Linked DNA regions of Homo sapiens: region 2 is linked to region 1. Evidence: chromatin contacts called from ENCODE Hi-C or POLR2A ChIA-PET data. All regions are on one chromosome and are shown on one strand. Each heading gives the region's core, a stretch centred on a gene start or an enhancer-like site at or near the end of the contact. The rest is flanking DNA. Distances are from core to core; before and after follow the strand shown. Region 1 overlaps GNAQ (G protein subunit alpha q). Region 2 overlaps GNAQ (G protein subunit alpha q).

The links. A loop is a pair of places that touch in the nucleus more often than their neighbours do. ChIA-PET counts read pairs that join two places held with the same protein, here RNA polymerase II (POLR2A). Pooled maps may share reads with other maps.
Region 2: a loop to region 1 is called in a pooled map, with 3 times the contacts of the local background. The contact joins two enhancer-like sites. A Hi-C loop is called at or near these places in 2 of 50 pooled maps. POLR2A ChIA-PET finds 5 or more read pairs at or near these places in 2 of 52 experiments (A549 and activated B cell).

What each region holds. Positions count from the first base shown.
Region 1 is chr9:77,974,557-77,980,375 of GRCh38, reverse strand. All of the region lies in intron 1 of GNAQ (G protein subunit alpha q), which reads left to right. Among named protein-coding and RNA genes, the nearest start is that of GNAQ, 54 kb to the left of the region's middle. RefSeq lists an enhancer at 2,749-3,043. Within about 2 kb of position 3,000, at least 13 of the 41 ENCODE cell types and tissues checked have a DNase peak (open chromatin) inside an H3K27ac peak, as active enhancers do.
Region 2 is chr9:77,818,530-77,823,840 of GRCh38, reverse strand. The region is part of intron 2 of GNAQ (G protein subunit alpha q); the gene reads left to right. Among named protein-coding and RNA genes, the nearest start is that of GNA14, 170 kb to the right of the region's middle. Within about 2 kb of position 3,365, at least 4 of the 41 ENCODE cell types and tissues checked have a DNase peak (open chromatin) inside an H3K27ac peak, as active enhancers do.

The DNA of each region.
Region 1 (5,819 bases), core at 1,751-4,250:
GGACCTGAGTAAGTACTACAGCTTGATGCTCAGTCCTCACTTACTGTGGCTAATTCGAGAGACACTTGATACTGAAATGCAAGATCTGGTGTTACTCAGCACTGGTTTATGAGCACCAGGGGCTATGCTTTTTGCTATATACACATCACAGTCTGCCTTCATAGTACCCCTGCAGAGGAGGTGGTATTGTGCCTGTTGTACAGGGTAAGAAACAAAGGTTCAGAAAACTTCAGTAACTCTTTCAAGGCTTGAGGTCACACCACAAAGAACGTAGTTTATCCAGGATTTGAACTCAGCATTCTGTTACCCCACAGCCGTTGCTCTTTCTGTTGTGCAGCATTGATTCTCTTGTAACTTTGTCTATTTTCATAAATTAATTTGTCTCTAGGAACAGGCAGCTTTCTCTCTTCTAGATGTTATGACCTATTTTCTGTCTCATAACATGGCCAAGTACATAATTTGAGACTGTGTTTTTTATTGTTTGTCTTACGTTGTTTTTCAGCAAATAAACATTAACCAAAATCAGGTAGCCAAGATGCCAAATCATGTAGCAAACCTACACATAGGGGGAACAAAGAAAAACTGAACATGCTAAGTAAGCCATCTTTTCACCTAGCGTCTTAATTGTGAGGCATATATGTTGCATGTTGCTTGTGAAAGTATCTTAGTATCATAAGATGCAGTTCAGAATTGTAATCAAAGAAGGGGCTATTTTTTAGTCTTCCAGAGAGTTCAGTCTCCCCCCCCTTGGGCATGCACCCTGGGGCTTTGGGACCTCAGAGGTTCTTTTTATTAGCTTAATTGTTTAGCTCGTTAACTGTTCCCTTGTGCTTTCCTAGTAAGGGGCACTTCCCTACTAGAAGGGGATGAACTCCAGCTGGTATTGAGGTCATATGAGTGTAGTTTTGATTGAAAAAAAGAACAACATGGACACAAATATTGGCCATGACAGGTAGATATCAAATAGTTCTTTCATATATTTTAATTTTAATTTAATTTAATTTAATTTTTTTTTTTTTGAGACAGAGTCTCGCTCTTGTTGCCCAGGCTGGAGTGCAATGGCGCCATCTCGGCTCACCGCAACCTCTACCTCCTGTGTTCAAGCAATTCTCCAGCCTCAGCGTCCCGAGTAACTGGGATTATAGGCATCCGCCACCGTACCTGGTTAATTTTTGGATTTTTAGTAGAGACAGGGTTTCACCATGATGGCCAGGCTGGTCTTGAACTCCTGGCCTCAGGTGATCTGCCCACCTCGGCCTCCCAAAGCACTGGAATTACAGGCATGAGCCACCACCCAGCCGAATTTTTATTTTATTTTTCTGAGACAGAGTCTTACTCTGTCACTCAGGCTGGAGTACAGTGGCACAATCTAGGCAGAGGCAACCTCTGCCTCCCAGTTTCAAGCGATTCTCGTGACTCAGTCTCCTGAGTAGCTGGGATTACAGGTCAGTGCCACCACGCCCGGCTGATTTTTGTGTTTTTAGTAGAGACATGGTTTTACCATGTTGTCCAGGCTGGTCTTGAACTGACCTCAATTGATCCACTCGCCTCGCCTCCCAAAGTGCTGGGATTATAGGCGTGAGCCACTGTACCTGGCCCATTTTTTTTAAAAGTGAAAAACCAAACTAAAGTGTGATAATAGTTTTGAACATTTAGTGGAGTGTAAGAAAAGAGAACCCATTTGACTCAGGTTCACTGATAAAGGGTTCTATTTCCTTTTCTAGGAGTTGAGCATTGCTGTTGGTTTTGTGGGAGGTAATATTTACACAATCATACTGCTGTGGATGTAGCTAAATAGTTTATTGGTTAATCCCCACACAAGACAGGAAAGATGTAATTATAACTACAGAGAGAAAACAATCATCAAGGTTTTAAAATCTAGCAATGCAAAGGGAGTGAAAGAGCAGACAGAAGCCTGAGGCTAGAAGGCAGGAAAAGAGGCAGGAGGGAGAGGGACCTTGGTACTCATTTTCTTCTTTTACATGGTGGGATGTAGAGAAATACTGTGTAATACTGCTGAAACAGGAAACAGAGCTAACCAATTGAAGGACTAAAAATAGTATAATCAAGAAAACTAGAGACAAAATAGAGGTGAAGTAAGTGTGAATGAGTTAGATACGGGGGAGGCGGTAAGTCAGTAGATTCTGTCTGAAGTTGACACATCAGGGATAGAAGCCTGTCATTTCGTTAAGCTGATCACCATAGAAGGACTGTAAAAGCAATAATGGAAGGGAGTGGAAATGGGGAGTATGGGCCCAGAGACACTTACTTTCCACTTTTTACCATGCTTCTGTTTAGGAAAAGTTACCTGCACATGTATTACTTTTCATATAATTTAAGAAAAAGGAAGAATTTCAGCAAATTGTAGATGTACAGTGTCAGGAATAATTTTCCACGCATACTATGACATTACTGTTATTACTAGGGTACCAGGGACTGCTGTTGCCACTGGTGGAGGGTTCTGGTTTCCAAAGAATCAGGACAAGGGGGTTAAGTTGGGGCAAGGTGACAGATAACTACACCCATGATCCCATTCAGGTATTCAACTGGTTTCATGGTTGGATCCTGATCAAAATATGGCAGAAGTATTTAGATAGAAGAAACATAAAGGAAAGAACCCCACTAGCCTTCTTCAGACTTGCAAAGTGAAAATGTTCCTCCTATAAGGGGCTGCTGGGGAAGCCCAGCACCCTGGCTAATGCTCCAGGGTTGCAGAACCCCGCTTCTTGTTCTGGGATGCCATGGCCATTCTGGAGAGTGCATGTCTGCGTTGCCTTTGTTTTCTCTAGTCTGAGGAGTGGCTGAGCTTCAGGGCACTGACTTCCTCCCAGGAACTTCCTGAAAGGGGAAATTTCGACTTTGCTGTATGAACACTCTGAATGCCTGTGGGTTGAACAATGGTAGCTGCTGTTGTTTTTTTTTCAAGAGGGAGCTCAATTTTGTTTTGACCTTGGGAAGTGTGGATAGTTGTGTTCATGGCGCCTCCATGTGGGCGGTCAAGGAAGAAAGTCTTGGGGTAGGAGCCCTTGGAGAATGAGGACTTGATTTTGCCATTTTTGCTTTTGGCCTTAATCTGTGTTGTTGTGGAGACAGTAGTACTGAGATGGGGTTAGGGTGGGGAATGGAGTGTGGAGAAGGGCCAGGGAAGGAGCTAACTAGAGGGTTAGTGCCAATAGCTGAAGGAAGCGCTCTGCCTTAGGAGGCTTTATAAATAGTTGCCTTTATCCAGTGTGTCTCATTTTGCCTCTCTCAGGCCTAATTTCTAAATAATCCCATTTTTCAAGATAAAGGAGATAAAAAGGGGTACTCTGAGATTCTCCCAGCAGGTGTGAAATCCTGCCTAATAATTGTAGCTGCAGATTTCTCTATCAGGAATTGATTTGCTGTTAATATAGTCTAGTGCTTGATGCTTGCAAAGTCATATGCCTTTGGGATTCAGGCAGGTGGTTTTAAATGAGTGACACTGGGTGGGACCTCTGGCCAACTAAAACCTTATGGCTCATTGAAGCTGTTGTTCAGCTTTGAATGTTGCCATGTATGGAGAGCAGGTTTTTAGGCTTGCCAGAGCTTCCAGTTTTTCCAGGTAAATAAAATATCTGCTTTTTATGTGAAATCTCTTGGATTTTAAATGTTGCCAACTAATCGAAAAGCTTAAAACTATTGTCTAGAATTAAAAAACAAGCCTGGGCCGGGCGTGTTGGCTCACGCCTGTAATCCCAGCACTTTGGGAGGCTGAGGTGGGTGGATCACGAGGTCAGGAGTTTGAGACCAGCCTGACCAATATGGTGAAACCCCATCTCTGCTAAAAATGCAAAAATTAGCCAGCGTGGCAGCGCGTGCCTGTAATCCCAGCTACTTGGGAGGCTGAGGCAGGAGAATCACCTGAACCTGGGAGGCGGAGGTTGCACTGAGTTGAGATCGTGCCATTGCACTCCAGCCTGGGCAACAGAGCGAGACTCTGTCTCAAAAAAAACAAAAACAAAAACAAAAAAAAACCAAAAACCAAAAAACAAAAACCAAGCCTGTTGAGTGGATAGTTTTTGGCTGCCAATTTTTACCACTGGTTAGGACTCTTAACACCTGACCCCAGTTGTTCTTCAGCCTTGATTGTTGAAAATGAGCTGAACATTTACTGGGCACTTTACTTTGTGTTCTACCTTTTTCTAAAAGCATTTAAAGATGCTTTTGTTAAATATAAACTAATATAAATTAGAAGCAGGTGGAAGACAAAAAGTTAAAACAACTGCAGGATAGTAAATGGAATCAGAATGAAATGATACACATAATGTCAGTGAACCTCAAACTGGGCATGGAGCTTGCTAGCAACTGGCATAACATAGAAGCCTTATCAGTTATACCACTTGTAGTATCTTTAAAACAAACTGTTTAACAGTGACATGGCTCTTCCCGATGCCAGGATCAGAAGGACAGCTCTCAGAAGGGTCTTCAAAAGAACACACTGAATCCTATGACTCTCATTGCAGTGAGAGCTTTATAGGATTGTTCTTCCTGTTGCTCTCCATTAAAAGGCCGATAACGGGGCTGAGCGCAGTGGCTCACGCCTGTAATCCCAGCACTTTGGGAGGCTGAGGCGGGTGGATCATGAGGTCAAGAGATCAACCATCCTGGCCAACATGGTGAAACCCCGTCTCTACTAAAAATACAGAAATTAGCTGGGCATGGTGGTGTGCGCGTGTAATCCCAACTACTCGGGAAGCTGAGGCAGAAGAATTGCTTGAACCTGGGAGGAGGAGGTTGCAGTGAACCGAGATCGCGCCACTGCCCTCCAGCCTGCTGAGAGAGCGAGACCTTGTCTCAAAAAAAAAAAAAAAAAAAAAAGGGGGGGCTGATAACAGTAAAAGTGTAGTTTGGGAAATGAGATACTAGCAATGGGACCTTGGGTAAGTTGCCCTATTTTTCTAAACCTGTTTCCTTATCTGTATAATGAAGATAATTATATTAATACAAAGCAACCACTCTCAAAGGACCATTGTGAGGCTTAGCTGGTACAGTTTGAATAAAGCACTTATTGCAGTTCTTGGTACCCAGTAAGCATTCTGTAAAAGTTGGCTGTGGTGAGTTAGAGAATTGCTAGCAGTGAGAGCTTAGTTGTCAGAATGATTTAAATGTGACTGTCCAAGATTTATTTACGGCACTTAAATGTTTTCGTTTGCTGCAATACAATTTTTTATCCCACTTAATCCTGGGTCACCAAAAAAGTGTTGAGTTACTTATGTACAGAGGATTTTGCAAGGCTCTAGGGGATGGGCCCTGTAGGGAACTTGTATTTTGGCTAACTAGGTAAAGACACAATACAAGACAGGGAGCACCAAGGGCCATCTGAGCAAGGCTGAGTCGATCCATTGAGGGGTTGTCACAGTGGGCTGATACCAAACTAAGACTTCACAGTGATCCACTTTATTATTTGGCAGGTAGAATTTTATAGTTTGAATCATTCCAAACACTGTACAAGAATATTTCAAGCTATGCAACAAAGTAAAATGAGGATTTACCTGAGTATTTTGTATGAATCATTATAGGAGCAAGGTGAACAGCAGCAATCCGTCATGCTTTGCAGTTTGTATTAATTAAACCTTAGAACGTGGGGTAGTTAGGTTGAGCCATCCTTTGCATATTTTTTCATTACAGAGAGTCTTCTCAGCTGGCCTTGGGGCATGCAGAGAGGTGGAGATCTGTGTGAGCAGCTATAGCACTAGGCAGCCTTGCATCCTGGGTGTTGAAAGTGCAGGCCATTATCCTCCCCTCTGACCTCCAAGATGTTAGGTGGCCTTTCTGTGCCTCAGTTTTATCATCTGTAA
Region 2 (5,311 bases), core at 2,116-4,615, 160 kb after region 1:
AAACCTCATCTTAAATTGTAATCCCCACTTGTTGGGGGAAGGGCCTCATGGGAGGTGATTGAATCGTGGGGACAGATTTCCCCTTTGCTGTTCTCATGATAGTGAGTGAGTTCTCATGAGATCTGATCGTTTAAAAGTGTGTGGCACCTCCCGCTTCTCTGTCTCTCCTGCTCTACCACGGTAAGACGTGCTTGCTTCCCCTTCACCTTCCACCATGATTGTAAGTTTCCTGAGGCCTCCCATTCATGCTTCCTATACAGCCTGCAGAACCGTGAGTCAGTTAACCTCTTTTCTTCATAAATTATCCAGTCTCAGGTAGTTCTTTATAGCAGTGTGAGAACAGGTTAATACAAACATTAACTGTTTTGGTAGCCTTTTTAATACTCAAAAGTGTTAGTAGACTATAACTATATTATTATACTCTCAGTGGAAAGTTAACAGTTTCTCAGCAGTGGTCCAGGTAACTTTTTACACTTCTTATCTATAATATTTTCAAAATTTGGGTCTTTATTTAAAGTGACAAATTATATAACTTACTACAAAAAAACCAGGCCTTGTAGGATGTGAGTTATTTTCCTTCCCTTCTTCCTACTTAAATTCTAGGCCAGGCGTGGTGGCTCACGCCTGTAATCCCAGCACTTTGGGAGGCTGAGATGGGCAGATCATGAGGTCAGGAGATTGAGACCATCCTGGCTAACACGGTGAAACCCCATCTCTACTAAAAATACAAAAAATTAGCCGGGCGTTGTGGCAGACGCCTGTAGTCCCAGCTACTCAGGAGGCTGAGGCAGGAGAATGGCATGAACCCGGGAGGCGGAGCTTGCAGTGAGCCGAGATTTGCCACTGCACTCCAGCCTGCCAGCCTGGGTGACAGACCAAGACTCCTTCTCAAAGAAAAAAAAAAAAACAACTTCTAAATGCTTCATTACCGTTTTTCATAGGATAAAGAGGTATTGTTTTTGTTTCTTTATTTTTATTAATGGAACAGTTTCTGGCTCTGTTAAAGGGGCATTTAAGCAAGGTATTCTAAAAGCTCTATTCCTTCCCCAAGATTCTAGGAAAGTGAGCCTTTTACTTTCAGTTTTTCCTAACACAATTTCTTGAATGTCTGAAGCTTCAGTGGTCAGATTTCACATGGGATGTTCCAGAAAGATGATATTCCCTATGTAAGACTCTGAAATTCTTGGGAGCATTTGGGCCTTTTTTTTTTTTTTTTAATCAAAAAGCTTGTTCTTTTTATTTTTTCGCCTGTCTGAATTCTACCAACTGAACAGGGAAATCTTCTTTATCTGTTTTTCCTGTTGTCAAATAAAATAAAATTCCAAACCAGCAGCAACATACTCCTCTGGTTAATGAGATTGTAGGAGCACAGACATTACAAAGGACTAAAATGATTAGGCTTTTTCTGAGGTATAATATCAGGAAATGAACCACATAACATTATGTGATCTCAGAAATGAAGATGATATGAATCTATAAAGCAGGCATTTACCTATTATGCCAGGGTGGGGAGAAATCAGTCAATGAGTTGTTTTGTTGGTATAAAATCAACCTACAGTTGGTTGTTAGGGGTCTCAGTCTCTAGTCAGTGTTTTCAAAACATGATTTAATTCACCAACAGTCTCGTCAACAGATCTGGAGGCAAAAAAAGCTTCCATGGTCAAACAAGTTTGGAAAATTCAATAATATCCCCAATGCTAGGCTCATGGATTTATAGCACCTTTCTAGGTAAGGGCCATTGCCTTTTTATAACTTCTGTGTTCTGCAGCACAGACCTCTGTTTGACTATTTATAACCATTATTCTCCCCATTCTCTTACTTGGACTTCAGAATCCATTTGTCAAATACCTATTAACATTCCAATTAACTTAGTTTTCCATTAACTTAATTTTCCATTAATTAATGTTCCTCAGATATTCTTTGAAAGTAGTCATACAGACCATACCCTAATTGTTTTGAATTTTAATGAATATGCATATCTTTAATCTCTCTTTTCAATTTTTTTAAATCAACTGTGACTTTGTATAAACTCTCTGAAGATAAACTAGTTTTTTTGGTGGTATTAATAATGCATACATACATACACACACACACACACACACACACACACACACACCCATACTAGGATAGTACAACATCATAATTATGAAGATAATAGTAGAACTTCAGAGAGTGCAAAATTTTAAATTGTACCCCAAGATTTTATAGACCTGAAGGCAGTGTTCTTTGTAATGGAATTATGTAATTATATCAATCAACATACTCTGGAAGTGTTTGATGTAGGTTTTGCCATGCTGCATCAAGCATCTGACCTACAATGTCATTGATACTGATAATTATGACATTACAGACAAACATGAAAAAGGAAAATGTTAAGCAAAGAACCAAATAGAAGAATATTTACATGGAAAATGGTAGTGGTAGGGCCAAGAAAGAGATTGAGTTCTCTGAAAAGAAAAAAAAATATATTTTAAACAATAAAGGAGGGGTATTTCCTTTACCCAAGAAGGAATCCCCATTCTATGTTAGAATGAGCAAATAAAGCCTATAGGCCAGCAAAACCAAGAGGAGAATTGTAGTTCCAGCAAATGTTTTTTGGGAAAGACAGTATAACTATAGTCATTGATTATCTTGGTGACCATAATGGAGATTAAAAATAAAAATCTAATGATAGAAGAACAAACTTAATAATGAGTTAATAAATCAGTTTGTGAAGTCTTAATGAAAGGATATGTGGCAGTTTAATAAACTTTCTTCTCTAACATTGTAATCTAGAACATTGTATTTAACATACATTCTCTATTTTTCCTTTTCATCATTGTCTTGTGTATTGTCTAACACATGAGCGATAAATATTTGTTGAAATAATTATTAATGGTACTTTTGAGATACCACAAGATTTCATAGTAATTATAATATTTTGTACTAGGCATTTTAGAAACATCTCTTTTACTTTTCCTAACAGCCCTACAACAAATTGTTCCATCTTATAGATGAAGAAACTGAGGTTCAGGAAGGTTGAGTGACTTGTCTAAAGACACAGGGCTGGTACATGACAGAGTTATTATTGATACCTGATTTGGTCTCAGGCTGTTCAAGTTCTTCCTCTTTGCTACTGTGGTTCCCAGAATTACTAATTTGAGATTCAGTAGTCTCCATCTAATGCCAAGTTTAAGAAGGACATGGAAGCTTAGTAAAGGAGAATCAGTAGATCCTTACCACTTAAAGACTCCACACAGAAGATCTTTCGTTTTCATGAGGGGCTTCAAAAGGCTGTGTCATGTAGTAATTTCTAATTTTGCTGAGCCACATGTTGAATCATAAGTGTGGAGAGGCTGTTTTATGGGAGTGAATCACTCACAATGAGAACCCAGCCAGCAGCAGTTCAGTATGACTTTGCTGTTCTTTGTCATTTATGCAGTAATGCTCAGAAAAAGATAAAACAACAACTGTCACTCTGCATATAATGCACCTGAAAGGTCAGGGTTCAGGTTCTAATGAAGTCAGAAAACGTGAAACAGTCTGATAAATACAGTTCACGTCCAAGTTTTCTGCAGGAGATTTTATGCTAAGCAGTATTTGCAAATTTGAGAACTCAGAGATCTATTATCCAGTCAGGGCCTCCAGACTGTAATTTCACATTTGAGCAAATTTAGGCTTCAGTGACTTTCCCAATGTCACAAGAATCTAGTAGGTATTTGTACCATGGTTTATATTTTTTGTACTATTTTTCCTTTTTTTTTTTTTTTTTTTGCATTTTAAATAACTAGTAGCCTTAAGTGTCTGGCTCTTCTTCGAGTATTTTATATGCATTCTGTAATTTATCCCTCTAAAATAAGTGCTATGATTACCTCCATTTAATGGATTATGAGAGGGAGGTAATTAGGAAGCAGAGGTTGAGGATGTTAAATAGCTTGTACAAGATGACAGTCAGCTAGTACTGGGTGGAAGTGGAATTACAACACCAGCAGTCTTGTCTCAGCATCCATCATTTCACTCTGTACTTCCTTTGAGCAGAAGAAAACAAAACCAAAAAGGCTGAGGGTTTTTTTTTTTTTTCCACAGTCCATTTAGGAGTTGGTGATTTTTTTCTTTAGAGTCAAGTGCCAAAAGGAAATAAGCACTTAGAAAAAAAGTAGGAAGATGTGTGCTGCAGTTCAGAATTGAGATGAAGTCTGATGCTGGCTTGCACTTTTTCTGATTTTGAGGTCTTCTGTGTGTGTTGGGCATCCCTTCAGACAGAGCAGGCCTAATAAGCTGGATATTTGTGTCTAAGAGCTTCCACAAATGTGGAAGTTACCATTTGGCTTTCTACTTCTGGGTAGGTGTGACATTCCAGTCTAAAGCCGCCTTCAGCTGTTAATGAGATTTTGAAAATCCTTCCAAAGTGACTATGAGGTCTTTTTCATTTCACCTAAAGGCTTGGCCTGCTGTGGGCTGGGTAAGACCCACTTTGGTAGGACCTCAGTTCCTCCTTCCCTTTGCAGAAGCAAACATGGAAACATCAACACATCGAAGATTTACCTGAATTTTATGACGACTGAATCTGAAAACAAGACATTACCACATTGGCACATCTTGCGGTTTCCATGTGGTCTTTCCCTAGAATTCTGCCAGAGTTCCTGAGAGTAGCTACTTAGTTCTCACAATGTTCCCTCTAAGCCTTGCCACCAGCTTGCTAAGAATTCTGAAAGCTAGCATTCATCATTATTTCCACCCAGTATATTTTAACTGTAACTTAAAATGAAATAGAATTATATTTTACATTTTGTTTATGTGATTCATTAAATCATACTAGGTATTTTTGGGTGTTTTTTTTTTTTTTTTTTTTTTTTTTTGGAGAGATGGTATTTCTCTCTGTTACCTAGGCTGGAATGCCGTGGTGCTATCATAGCTCACTGTAACCTTGAACTCCTGGGCTCAAGTGATCCTGCTGCCTTAGCTTCCCAAGTAGCTGGGACTACAGGCACATACCACCACGCTCAGCTAATTTTTCTGTTTTTTATAGAGATGGGGTCTTGCCATGTTGCCCAGGCTGGTCTTGAACTCCTGGCCTCAAGTGATCCTTCTGCCTCTGCCTCCCAAAGTGCTAGGATTACAGGCATGAGCCAGCATGGCTGGCCCTCCCTTGCTTTTCTGTGCACAATGTTCAAAATAAACAAGATAGTCTGTTGTAATTGACTTGTTACTTGTAATATTTGAGGTGAGTTTTTTCCTTTTCATCATTGTCTTTTTCATTAATAATTGTTTAATTTAGCTTAACTACTTATAATTTTTACTACTATTTCACATTCGACATTTGGACAAATAG